Linked DNA regions of Homo sapiens: regions 2 and 3 are each linked to region 1. The links are chromatin loops, found by intact Hi-C in ENCODE. Cell type or tissue: heart right ventricle. All regions are shown on one strand.

Region 1 (4,000 bases):
ATTGCAGCCCGTGAAGTTCCTGTTGTAGGAGGTGACGATTGTGTACTTCTTCCCCTTCTTGATGTCCTTCGTGTCCCAGCGGCCAATGCAGGGGCCACAAGCATTGGCCAGGACGATGCCACCCACATTCCTCAAAATCTGTGCGTAGCTGTCCCGCTCAATGGTGGCGTGGATCTGCTCGGAGCCTGGAGTGATGGTGAAGTGGGACTTGCACTTGAAGTCATGGGCCAGTGCCTGCTTGGCCACAGCTGCTGAGCGCCCGGGATCTTCATAGCTTTAACTGTTGCAGGTACCAGTCAGACCTACTCGGATGTCCAGAGGCCATCCTTCCTTCTCTGCCACCTTGCCCACTTCTGCCACAGGGTGAGCCTGGTCGGGGGTGAAGGGCCCATTGATGTGCGGCTTCAGCTCACTGAGGTTAATTTCAATTAGTTGGTCATAATGGCAGCCAGGGTCAGGCACCAAGTGATCCTGGAATTCATCAGCTAGATTGGCAATGTCTGTCCGGCCGTCTTGCTTAGGTACCTCCTCATCCTGTGGTTGTAAGGGAACACGGAAGTGGTGGCCCCAATTTCTGCGCCCATGTTGCAGATTGTCGCCATGCCAGCACAGGAGATGGAGTCTACGCCAGGCCTGTGGTATTCCACGATTGCACCTGTGCCACCTTTCACTTTGAGGATGCCTGCCACACCTTCAGGATCACGTCTTAGGGTGAGGTCCAATTGGAGAGGGAGCCTGTTAGCTTCATGCCAATCACCTTGGGGCACTTCATCTCCTAGGGGATCTCAGCCATGATGTCCACAGCATCGGCACCCCCAACTCCAATGCAGATTCCCCCCAGGCCGCCACCACTGGGGGTGTGGGAGTCAGTGCCAATCAGAAGAACCCTAAGGTATGCATAGTTTTCCAGAATAATCTAATGAATGATTCCAGATCCAAGCCTCCAGCAGTCCACGCCATATTTGGCACCTGCAGTTGCCAGGAAATTATAAACTTCCTGGTTGATGTCCTTGGCCTGGCGCAGGTCTTTCTCGCCTCCGAGCTGGGCCTCTTTCAGATGGTCACAGTGGATGGTGGACGGCATGGCCACCTTGGGCAGCCCACTGCTGATGAACTGCAGCATGGCCACGTGGTCCGGCCACAGCCACAGGTGTCTTGCCCTGCTCGATTTCCTGGCTGGCCGGGTCATCCAGGTGTCCATACACGATCTTCTCCAAGAGGGTCAGAGGCCAGTTCAGTCGTTTGCAAACAATGTTAATGTTCTTCTCTAGCAGGTCATAGTGGATGTACTCATTGGGCTCAAAGTGGCTCATCGCCATCTTGGCCCGTTGGCACAGGACTGAGGCCACATGGTATTGCCGCACACCCAGAGCTTTCTGCAGCCGGGTCACCAGTGGGCTGTAGGGAGCCATTTTGTGCACTGACAAAGATGAGGTCGTGTGAATCTACCTCTTTATCAGCGATGTCAATCTCTCCGGTTGGCTGCTCCAAGACGCCATCCCTAACCCCGTCTGGTTAGGGATGAGATGAGACGCCTCTTCTCACTGTTGTCACATCAGCCTGAGCAACCTCATCACACGGACTCTCTGTCGCTTGCTCATCGCCCACCAGACATCCAGGACCTCTGTGTGGCTGGCAGATGAGTGAGCATGAAGTGTGCGGATCTGGGAAGCCTCTGGGCTCCGGCACCAGACACACCTGGCATGATTCCTGCCTCCTCCGGTTGCTGGCTGGAAACCCTTTCACCAGACGCCTAGGTTGCTTAAGGTTCATTTTCCTCATCCGCAAAGTGAACATCCTGTTACTCATCTTGCAGGGATGATGGAAATACTGAATTATATCTACAAATAATTGCATATATTAACAATGTCAGCCACATAGTAAATTTTCATTCCTTGCATATATCGCCACCTAGTGGACATCTTTAACCAATAAGATTAAATCCGCTTGGACATTCCAGGCACGATTTCACACTCCTCCTTTCCATCCTGCCATCCTCAGCAACTCGCTGGATACACCTGGACTGGTGCTGTCCGGCCTGCAGGCCGCCAGCCCCATGTGGCTGCTGACCACTTCAGCTGTGGCTAGTTGGAATGGAGACGCGCCCTCAGTGTAAAAGGCATACTGGGTTTTGAAGACTTAGTAGGTGCAAAAGAATGTAAAATACTCCAACAATTTTTTTTTTTTTCTGAAATGGACTTTCACTCTTGTTGCCCAGGCTGGAGTGCAATGGCGCAATCCCGGCTCACCACAACCTCTGTCTCCCAGGTTCAAGCGATTCTCCTGCCTCAGCCTCCTGAGCAGCTGGGATTACAGGCATGCACCACCACGACCAGCTAATTTTGCATTTTTAGGGGAGATGGGGTTTCTCCATGTTGGTCGGGCTGGTCTTGAACTCCTGACCTCAGGTGATCCACCCGCCTCGGCCTCCCAAAGTGTTGGGATTACAGGCGTGAGCCACCGTGCCCAGCCCTCAACAATCATTTAAAATATTGATTATGTTATTATAATTATTGTCATATTTCTTTTTACCTTTTTAAATGAGGCTGCTAATGGCCAGATGCAGTGGTTCATGCCTGTAATCCCAGCACTTTGGGAGCCGAGGCGGGGTGATTACCTGAGGTCAGGAGTTCGAGACCTGCCTGGCCAACATGGCAACACTCTGTCTCTACTAAAAATACAAAAATTAGCAGGGCATGGTGGTGCACACTTGTCATTCCAGCTACTTGGGAGGCTCAGGCAGGAGAATCGCTTGGGTGCAAGAGGCGGAGATTGCAGTGAGCTGAGATCGGCTGAGATCGTGCTGCTGCACTCCAGCTTGGGCGACAGAGCAAAACTCCGTCTCAAAAAAAAAGAAAAAAAGAAGCTGCTAAAAACTTTAAATTGCATATATGGCTCAGCTTTGGGGCCTGCATCATATTTCTATTGGACAGTGAGTGCTATTCTACTCTCAAAAAAGAATCTGGAGGCTTGTGTCAATTCATTCACTAAGTGTGTGTGTATGTAGGCGGGTGTTTCAACCCTCATGATTGACACTTTTCGAAGAGGCCACAGATAAGGAGCCAAACTATACCCAGAGATGTTCCAAGCTGGATAACTGTGTGTCACAGAGAGGCTTCAACAAAAACAGGAGTCAAAGTCACTTGTTCTGATGTTTCACCCTGCCTCTCTGGACTTTCCCTGTGTGCAGCCCAACACTTCACATCTTGGAAGGTGGCTTAGGCTTCTTTCGCAATCTCTAGCCCCAAATCCATTTGCTCATGTGCAATCTAGCAGTCAAGTATCTGGTGCTGTTTTGGTTTTGTTTTGTTTTTTGTTTTTGAGACAGAGTCTCACTCTGTTGCCCAGGCTGAAGTGCAGTGGCATGATCTCGGCTCACTGCAACCTCCGCCTCCCAGGCTCAAGTGATTCTCATGCCTCAGCCTCCCGAGTAGCTGGGATTATAGGCATGTGCCACCACACATGGCTAATTTTTGTATTTTTTAGTAGAAATAGGGTTTTACCATGTTGGCCAGGTTGGTCTCGAACTCCTGGCCTCAAGTGATCTGCCCCCCCTCGGCTTCCCAAAGTGCTGGGATTACAGGCATGAGCCACTGTACCCAGCCTCATGCTGTTTTTGTTTGCTTTGAGACAGGATCTCACTCTGTTGCCCAGGCTGGAGTGCAGTGCCATGATCATAGCTCACTGCAGCTTCGAACTTCTGGGCTCAAGCAATCTTTCCGCCTCATAAGTAGCTGAAATTACAGCCATGTACCACCATGCCCGACTAATTTATTTTTAACACAGATAGGGTCTCACTGTGTTGCCCAGTCTGGTCTTGAACTCCTGGACTCAAGTAATCCTCCTGCCTTTGTCCCCCAAACAGCTGGAATTACAGGGATGAGCCCAGCACACCAGCCCAGCCTGTGCTGTTGAGGTGGAAAGGGCTTCAGATTTTCCAAGATGCTTTCAACAAGAAGCAGTCATCATGCAAGCTGGGAAAACATCCACCTGGCAGATG
Region 2 (4,000 bases), 380 kb before region 1:
GTTGAGGATAGAAATGTGTTGCTTATCTTTGCATCCCCAGCATCCAGGACCCATTTTGGAAACCCACTAGGTACTCAGATGACTGATGACTGACCAAGAGTACACATGAATCAATGATTGTGTTGAAATCTACATAAAATAACTCATCAGAGACAGTGATTGACATAATCTTTAATTTTGTAGCACCCATTATTAGAGTTTAAAATAATCTGTACTTATTTAGAAGCAAAACATAAAATCATACAGGTGATAACACGAAGTCAGCTTAAAAAGTACAGCACAAAGATGTATAAACAGTATCACAAAGATTTAGGAGCTCAAGAGCCTCACCTTGGTCAGCTGAGGAACATCCTCCATGAAGCTTCGGGGACCTGCCTCAGGGGAAGATTCAGGGGTCACTGGGCTGTTACACAAAATAGAAGAGCATGGCTCAGTTCAGGATGTCCGGGGGAGCTACCCTCTTGTACATTTGCAAAAGCGCTGATAAGCTCAATCGTTTCATTTCAAGTGGCACTGTGCATTGCTTTGATCTCTTCAACGGTGGAGCTGATTTCTAGGAGGCATCCCCAGCTAAACACAGCCACTAGACCCATGCCTCACAGCCCCCGCAGCCACAGGAAGAAAGAAAACAGGCTCTCCCTCACCTTGGTTCTTCTGGTCTAGGTGGTGAGCACCCTGAGGGGCAGCAGCCACCGGCCCAGGGGTGCCAGCAGGCCCAGAGTGTGGCCCAGCATCTCAGCCACGATCCTCTGTAAACACAGGGGAAGGAAGCAAGACTTGCCCTCATCCATTTACAACCAAGTCCACAGGGTTCAGAAGGTAGAGATCAGAGAAGAAATGGAGGTGAATGTTGCTACTGCCTTGGGCTCATGTAGATAAGCTGTGTTTCAATTCAAAGAGTAGAAAATGATTTTAGCATTATTAGGACTAAAGTGTCATTAAGGATGAAAGACAAGGCCAGATGCGGTGGTTCATGCCTATAATCCCAGCATTTTGGAAGGCCGAGATGGGTGGATCAACTGATGTTGGGAGTTCGAGACAAGCCTGGCCAACATGGTGAAACCCCGTCTCTACTAAAAATTAGCCAGCCTTGGTGGCAAACACCTGTAATCCCAGCTACTCTGGAGGCTGACGCATGAGAATTGCTTGAACCTGACAGGCGGAGGTTGCAGTGAGCCGAGATGTCGCCACTGCACTCCAGCCTGGGTGACAGAGCGAGACTCTGTCTCAAAAAAAAAAAGAAACACAAGCGAACAAATTGCTTCTGCATAGTCAGGGAAAAAGGAAGCCCGTGGCAGGGAGAGGAAGGCCGTCGGCATACGGAGGAAATCTGATTTGATAAATGAGTGCATGGCTCGAAAACAAGCGACACGAAATAATGACACGGACCCAAAGGAGAGGAAAATTATAAAACAAGGAGAGCAGAAGTGGAAAGAGATGTGATAAGAAGGATAGTCTCCTCAAAACTAGATAAAACATTTACTCATCTAAAAGAGAAAGGAAGGGGGAAGAAAATCTCCTAGACCTTACTTATTAATATTGTACTTAAAAGAACATATTTTTGCATTGCACATTATAGAGGAAGGGGCAAGGATAGTGCTCTGGGTCAATATTTGCTGTAACTATGAACTTTGTCCTTTAACATGACAGCTACCTTTGGTCACAGCCGCTTCCTTGGATGCTAAATTGAAAGGGAAAGAGACCAAAAGTGCACAAAGGGCTAAGCCTAAAACTACAGGAAGAAAGCATCCTGCCGAGTGTTAAAAATAATTCCCAGAGTATGGAACTGTTATTGGAGCTGGCTGGTCACACATTGGATCCGAATGACAGGGTGAAGTAGCGATGAACACATCCACGGGACGGGGACCTTCATTTCAATTATGGCGGCCTCGTTCTGCTTATATGTGCTCATTTGTAAAACAGCCCCACTCTTCCTATCTTCCAGTGGGGCTACTTGCAAGGCTTTTAGCATACAACCAAGAATTATTTTTTAATTTTAATTTTTATTTATTTATTTTTGAGACGGAGTCTCGCTCTGTAGCCCAGGCTGGAGTGCAGTGGCACGATTTCGGCTCACCGCAACCTCCACCTCCCGGGTCCCGGTTCAGGCAATTCTCCTGCCTCAGCCTCTCGAGTAACTGGGATTACAGGAATGTGCCACTATGCCCAGCTAAGTTTTGTATTTTTAGTAGAGCCGGAGTTTCACCATGTTGGCCAGGCTGGTCTTGAACTCCTGACCTCGTGATCCGCCCGCCCTGGACTCCCAAAGTACTGGGATTACAGGCGAGCCACCGCGCCTGGCCAAGAATTAATATTAATAAAAGGCTGGTCCTGGGCTGGTTTTAGGATGTCAGCCCAGCCAGAAAGGATGTGTATAGATGTTATATTCCAGCAGGGGGCAGTACCACATAAAAATAACTCTTAAGGAAAATCCAGGTCTGCTACCACATATTTTCCATGTTGTTGAATAATAATTATTTAGTGCCGTAAAAATAGGTGACTTGTTCATACAATTGATCTTTTGAGTACTGGTGGGAAATCCCAGGACCATGTAAGCCCTAACAATGTAAAAGTCACGTGCCTTCTTTGAGTCTCCCTCCTGTGTGAGTCCTCCTGTGTGTAGATGTGTCGGGGAGTGTGGCTTTCCTTTCTGTGTGTGTAGTAATTTGCTATTGCAACCAAGGAAATGCATATTACATAGGACCTCATCAACTACCATTATAGATGAAAGTTTTGTTTAAGAGAATATACCCTAGATTTTTCTCTTTTTAAAATAGAGACAGAATTCTCACTGTGTTGCCCAGGGTGGTCTCAAACTCCTGATCTCAAGTGACCCTCCCGCCCTCAGTCTCCCAAAGTGCTGGGATTACAGGCATGAGCCACCACATCCAGCCCTGTAATTTAGCTAAAGATATTTCATTCTAGGCTGGGAATGGTGGCTCCCGCCTGTAATCCCAGCACTTTGGAGGCTAAGGTGGGAGGATCACTTGAGGCCAGGAGTTTGAGACCAGCTTGGACAGCATAGCTAAACCCCATCTCTACCAAAAAAAAAAAAAAAAATTGCTGGGTGTGCTTGTATACGACTGCAGTTTCCATTACTTGGGAGGCTGAGGCAGGAGGATTCCTTGAGCCCAGGAGGTTGAGGCTGCAGTGAGCTATAATTTCACCACTGCACTCCAGCCTGGGCAACAGAGCAAGACCCTGCCTCAAAAAATAATAAAGAAAAATAAAAAATAGATTTCTAATAGCAAAAGGACCTCATCATTAGCAGTTAAGTTTATAATATACCCAATTTAACATGGATCCCTACGGACAGAAGTAAAAGTATTAATAAACTTAAATTTTAACAATGATTTGATCAATTAGTTATAATATCCTACCTTTCCACTCTCTCCTTTGTAAAGTATCGGCATGCTTATGCTATTACAGTACTCATTTGCTATAAATTAACTTTAAATTAAATGATTTTGCATTGTTACACAATTGATTGATACTTGTATTTCAGTTGGGAATTACTGTTTGATATTTTTGTATGCAACATAGATATAAATCATACTACACTTAGTCAAAGTCTGGACTCTGAAGGAACTTTAAAAATCTTTTGATTAAATTTCTCTCTGTTAATGGTATGCTCCTACTCATCAAAAATTTTCATAAACTCCAGTCATTACAGATGTCAACATGTGCAAGAAACAGTACAGTCAAATTATAACAGCAAATTTATATCAACTCTTTTGTTTGTTTTTTTTGAGATGGCACTCTGTCTCTCCCAGGTTGGAGTGCAGTGGCATGATCTTGGCTCACTGCTGCCTCCCGTATTCAAGTGATTCTCCTGTCTCAGCCTCCCCAGTAGCTGGGACTATAGGTGTGCACCACCATACCCAGCTAACTTTGTATTTTTAGTAGAGATAGGTTTTCACTATGTTGGCCAGGTTGGTCTCGAACTCCTGACCTCAGGTGATCCACCCGCCTTGGCCTCCCAAAGTGTTGGGATCACAGG
Region 3 (4,000 bases), 420 kb before region 1:
GCAAGGCTCTCTATTAGGCAGACTGCAGCTTGAAAGAAGCCTAAGAGTCAGACACCCAGGAAACATAACAGACACCCAGGAAACATGGAGTGAAAATGTGATACTCTATTTGGCTGCTGAAAATTGGTATCCCTTTCCATATCTGAAAATCCCCTAGCTTATGAACATTAGACCTCATCTAGACTGCAACAAGGTAAGAGCAGGTGACAAAACTGCCCATTAGAACTTCCAGCTCAGCTTTTAAGTAAGAACCAGTGACAAGAAGAAGCCACAATGACGCAGTATTCACTCTGGCAAGGGGGCAGCCGCTATATCTGGGTTTGGAGAAAGCTACATCTGGGGTCAAAGGCAGCTACATCCGGGGTCAGGGGCAGCTATATCGAGGGTCAGAGGGAGCTGCATCCAGGGTCAGAGGGAGCTACATCTGGGGTCAGAGACAGCAGTGGCATTGGTAGAGTAGCAGAGACACAGTACCATCTGTGTCCAGTGGTGACAACAGATGCCTCTTCATGGGAACCGTCCTACAGTATGCTTGTGTATCTGTGGCTACCTATTCTCCAAGCCTGGTTCTTCATCCTGCTAGAGATTCTGAGAACTCTGCACTATCATTTAGCAAATTCCTTTTCTGCTTAAAGAGTTGGCTTCTGTTGCTTGTAACTACAAACCCTGACCAATTCAACATCTTTAAAAAAAAAAAAAATGGGGGTCAGGCGCAGTGGCTAACACCTGTAATCCCAGCATTTTGGGAGGCGAAGGTGGGCAGATCACTTGAGGTTGGGAGTTGAAGACCAGCCTGACCAACGTGGAGAAACCCCATCTCTACTAAAAATACAAAATTAGCCGGGCATGGTGGCACATGACTGTAATCCCAGCTACTCAGGAGGCTGAGGCAGGAGAATCACTTGAACCCAGGAGGCGGAGGTTGCAATGAGCCGAGATCGGGCCATTGCACTCCAGCCTGGGCAACAAGCAAAATTCAGTCTCAAAGAAAAAAAAAAGGGTGGGGGAGCAGTAAAGAAGAGTCAAAGAAATGCTTCAGGAAAATGGGATAAGGAATTCTAACTGAGGTAGCCAAAGACAGTTTATGAAGAAGATATGATTTCAGTTGCCACTTCAGGTAGAAATGGCAGTTTACAAAAGCAGAGAGGCAGGAAAAGACAAGACCCATCTTCTCTCAGCACGCAGTCAGGGAGTAGTTAAAGAAAGGTACAGCCAGGGTCAGATTTTAGAGTGACATACGAAAGAAGTGTTTAGGAACAACAGTCCAGTGGGGGTGAAATAAGCCAGAGGTCAGGAGGTCATCTGGGTGACTGACTGCTGCCATAAGCCTGGCGTGAAACGATAAGGACACATTCCAGGTCAGTGGCAATGGCCCTGGAAGAGCAGAGAAGTCCAAGAGATGTTTCAAAGGAAACTGTCTACATAAGGCCACTAAATACATGACAAAGCTGGGGAGAAAACAGGTTTTTTGTTTTTTGTTTTTTGTTTTTCTTGAGATGGAGTTTCACTTTTGTTGCCCAGGCTGGAGTGCAATGGCGTGATCTCGGCTTACTGCAATCTCCGCCTCCCGGGTTCAAGCGATTCTCCTGCCTCAGCCTCCTGAATAGCTGGGATTACAGGTGCCTGCCACCACGCCTGGCTAATTTTTTTGTATTTTTCGTAGAGATGGGGTTTTACCAAGTTGGCCAGGCTGGTCTCGAACTCCTGACCTCAGGTGATCCACCCACCTCGGCCTCCCAAAGTACTGGGATTACAGGTGTGAGCCACCGCGCCTGGCCTGGGAGACAGGTTTCAGGAGGAAGATGACGAGTTTAGTTTGTAATACTTGGTGTGAAGCGTTGGCAGAGCATCTGAGAGCAAATCTGCTAAGACTTGGAGACTCAGAACCACACGCTAGGTGAATGGCCAGAGCACACATTTAAAAGTCAGGGTAAAGATCATTTGTAAAGATATCAAAGTAGATAAAGAAATCGAAAAGCAGGACAGGTCAGGCAGCAAAGGCTCGGTGGTTTCTAAAATTAGGAGGTATGCAGAAAAGAATTAACATTGGCAGGCCTGACTGCTGTCCTGGAAAGGCCTCCTTACGAGGCAGGCCCCTGGCTGGTGTCTGGGAACTTGGGATTTGGGAAGGGCACCCACCAACCTAACTGGTAACGGGGATTTCCTGTACCTGAACTGTTCATGCAAATAATATGGTTATGCTAAACACCTGCTTTCCTTCTGGGGGACCAGAATTTTTTGATATGTGTGAGGGTGCTTATGTGACCAGCCTCCAGTAAAAACCCTAGGCACTGAGGCTCTGATGAGCTTCCCTGGCAGTCCACATTTCACAAGTGTTGTCACAACTCCTTGCTGGAGGATGTAAGCACATCCTATGTGACTCCACTGGGAGGCGACCTTGGAACTTGCACTGGATTTCCCCTGGAATTCACCCCAGGTGCCTTTCCGTTTGCAATTTTGCTCTATATCCTTTCACCGCAATAAATCATAGGCACAAGTACAACTCTATGCTGGTGAGTCATCAAAACTGGGTGTGACCTTGGGGACCTCAACATGGGGTGAGAAGAGAAAGGAGAGAGAAGAATCAGTCAGGCCAGGGCAATAATATCAAGGGAGTCAATGGATTTATAAATTTCAGTAAGAGGAAAACTGTCAATATCTTTAACATTGAAGAAGCTAAGAAGGATCCAAGCAAATAAAGATAATAAAATGGGGCCGGGCGCGGTGGCTCACACCTGTAATCCCAGCACTTTGGGAGGCTGAGATGGGTGGATCACAAGGTCAGGAGATCGAGACCATCCTGGCTAACATGGTGAAACCCCGTCTCTACTAAAAATACAAAAAAATTAGCCAGGCGTGGGTGGCGGGCGCCTGTAGTCCCAGCTACTCCGGAGGCTGAGGCAGGAGAATGGTGTGAACCCGGGAGGCGGAGCTTGCAGTAAGCCAAGATCATGCCACTGCACTCCAGCCTGGGCGACAGAGCAAGACTCTGTCTCAAAAATAAATGAATAAATAAATAAAATAAATAAGTAAAGAAAATGGATCATACCCTCTGACCTAGTGATTCCACTTTTACAGATTTATCCTACAGAAATACGTAGCACAGGCACACCAAGATGCACACACAAGGATGTACACTATAGCACCGGATATAATCGCAAAAAGACACAGCCCTTCACAAGGGACTGCTTACATAAGTTTTACTGCTAATTATGCAGCTGTTAAAATAAATGAGGAAGTTCTAAATAAAATGACATTTCCAAAATAGGTCAAATAGAAAAAGCAGGGTAGAAAACAGTTTATACGGTAAAATGCATGCACGTAAAGAGACAGGATATATAAAAGGTGATATACACAACACACACACTTTTGGATATTCATAAGTATCTCAGGAAGGATATATTTCTAAAAACCAGTAAAAAGTGATTGCCCTTGGGGAGTAAAACTAAGTACCAGGGTAGAAGGAAAATGCATGTTTCACTGAAACTCTTAAATACTGTTTGAATTTTAAAAAAATGATTTGCACATATTATCTTTAAATTTTTTTAAAAGGAAAAGCCACTGGTTTGGACATAAATGTAGTTTAAAATTTTGAAGACAGACTATCTTCCAACTATTGGGTGCTAGGAAACAAGGGAGGAGGCAAAAGTTAAACAGCAGAAGGATCCTGCTGCAGAAAACTGCAAGAGGAAAGCTGGTTTGGGAAGGAAGATGCAAGTTTGGTTTTGAACTCCTAGTCTTGAAGGGCTGGCTGAGCAACTGAGAGTTGGGGGTTCACATTAGGTGAAAGGTTGGAACTGGATACATATGGAAAAAAAAATCTATGAGTGATCGGTAAAGACATAAAAGAAAGAGACATTAAAGACAAAATTTCACTAGTAAAACCAAAAAAGAAAAGAGAGTGAAAAATCAGAGGGCAGAGCCTTAGTGAGGAAATCCACTCTCAGTCAGGAAGGCAGGCAGCAAAAAGAGAAGAAAAACAGCACAAAGGCTAGAAGGT

What was found. A loop is a pair of places that touch in the nucleus more often than their neighbours do. Peaks named below come from ENCODE experiments on the same cell type or tissue, not always from the same donor. Only the 100,000 strongest peaks of a DNase experiment are listed, where the experiment ranks them.
Region 2: it touches region 1 in a loop (6-fold over the local background); 101 of 110 quality-filtered maps call a loop at or near these places.
Region 3: a loop joins it to region 1, with 3 times the contacts of the local background. A loop is called at or near these places in 42 of 110 quality-filtered maps.

What each region holds. Positions count from the first base shown.
Region 1 is chr1:236,107,473-236,111,472 of GRCh38, reverse strand. It overlaps the pseudogene ACO2P2. Among named protein-coding and RNA genes, the nearest start is that of GPR137B, 33 kb to the left of the region's middle. In heart right ventricle, a CTCF peak has its summit at 1,905 (motif pointing left); no DNase peak of the experiment used is centred here; H3K4me3 peaks cover 296 bases.
Region 2 is chr1:236,488,486-236,492,485 of GRCh38, reverse strand. No RefSeq gene overlaps it. Among named protein-coding and RNA genes, the nearest start is that of LGALS8, 33 kb to the left of the region's middle. In heart right ventricle, a CTCF peak has its summit at 2,391 (motif pointing right); DNase peaks (open chromatin) are centred at 575 and 2,248; H3K4me3 peaks cover 884 bases; H3K27ac peaks cover 1,030 bases.
Region 3 is chr1:236,530,338-236,534,337 of GRCh38, reverse strand. All of the region lies in intron 2 of LGALS8 (galectin 8), which reads right to left. Among named protein-coding and RNA genes, the nearest start is that of LGALS8-AS1, 7.8 kb to the right of the region's middle. In heart right ventricle, a CTCF peak has its summit at 2,390; no DNase peak of the experiment used is centred here; H3K27ac peaks cover 2,673 bases.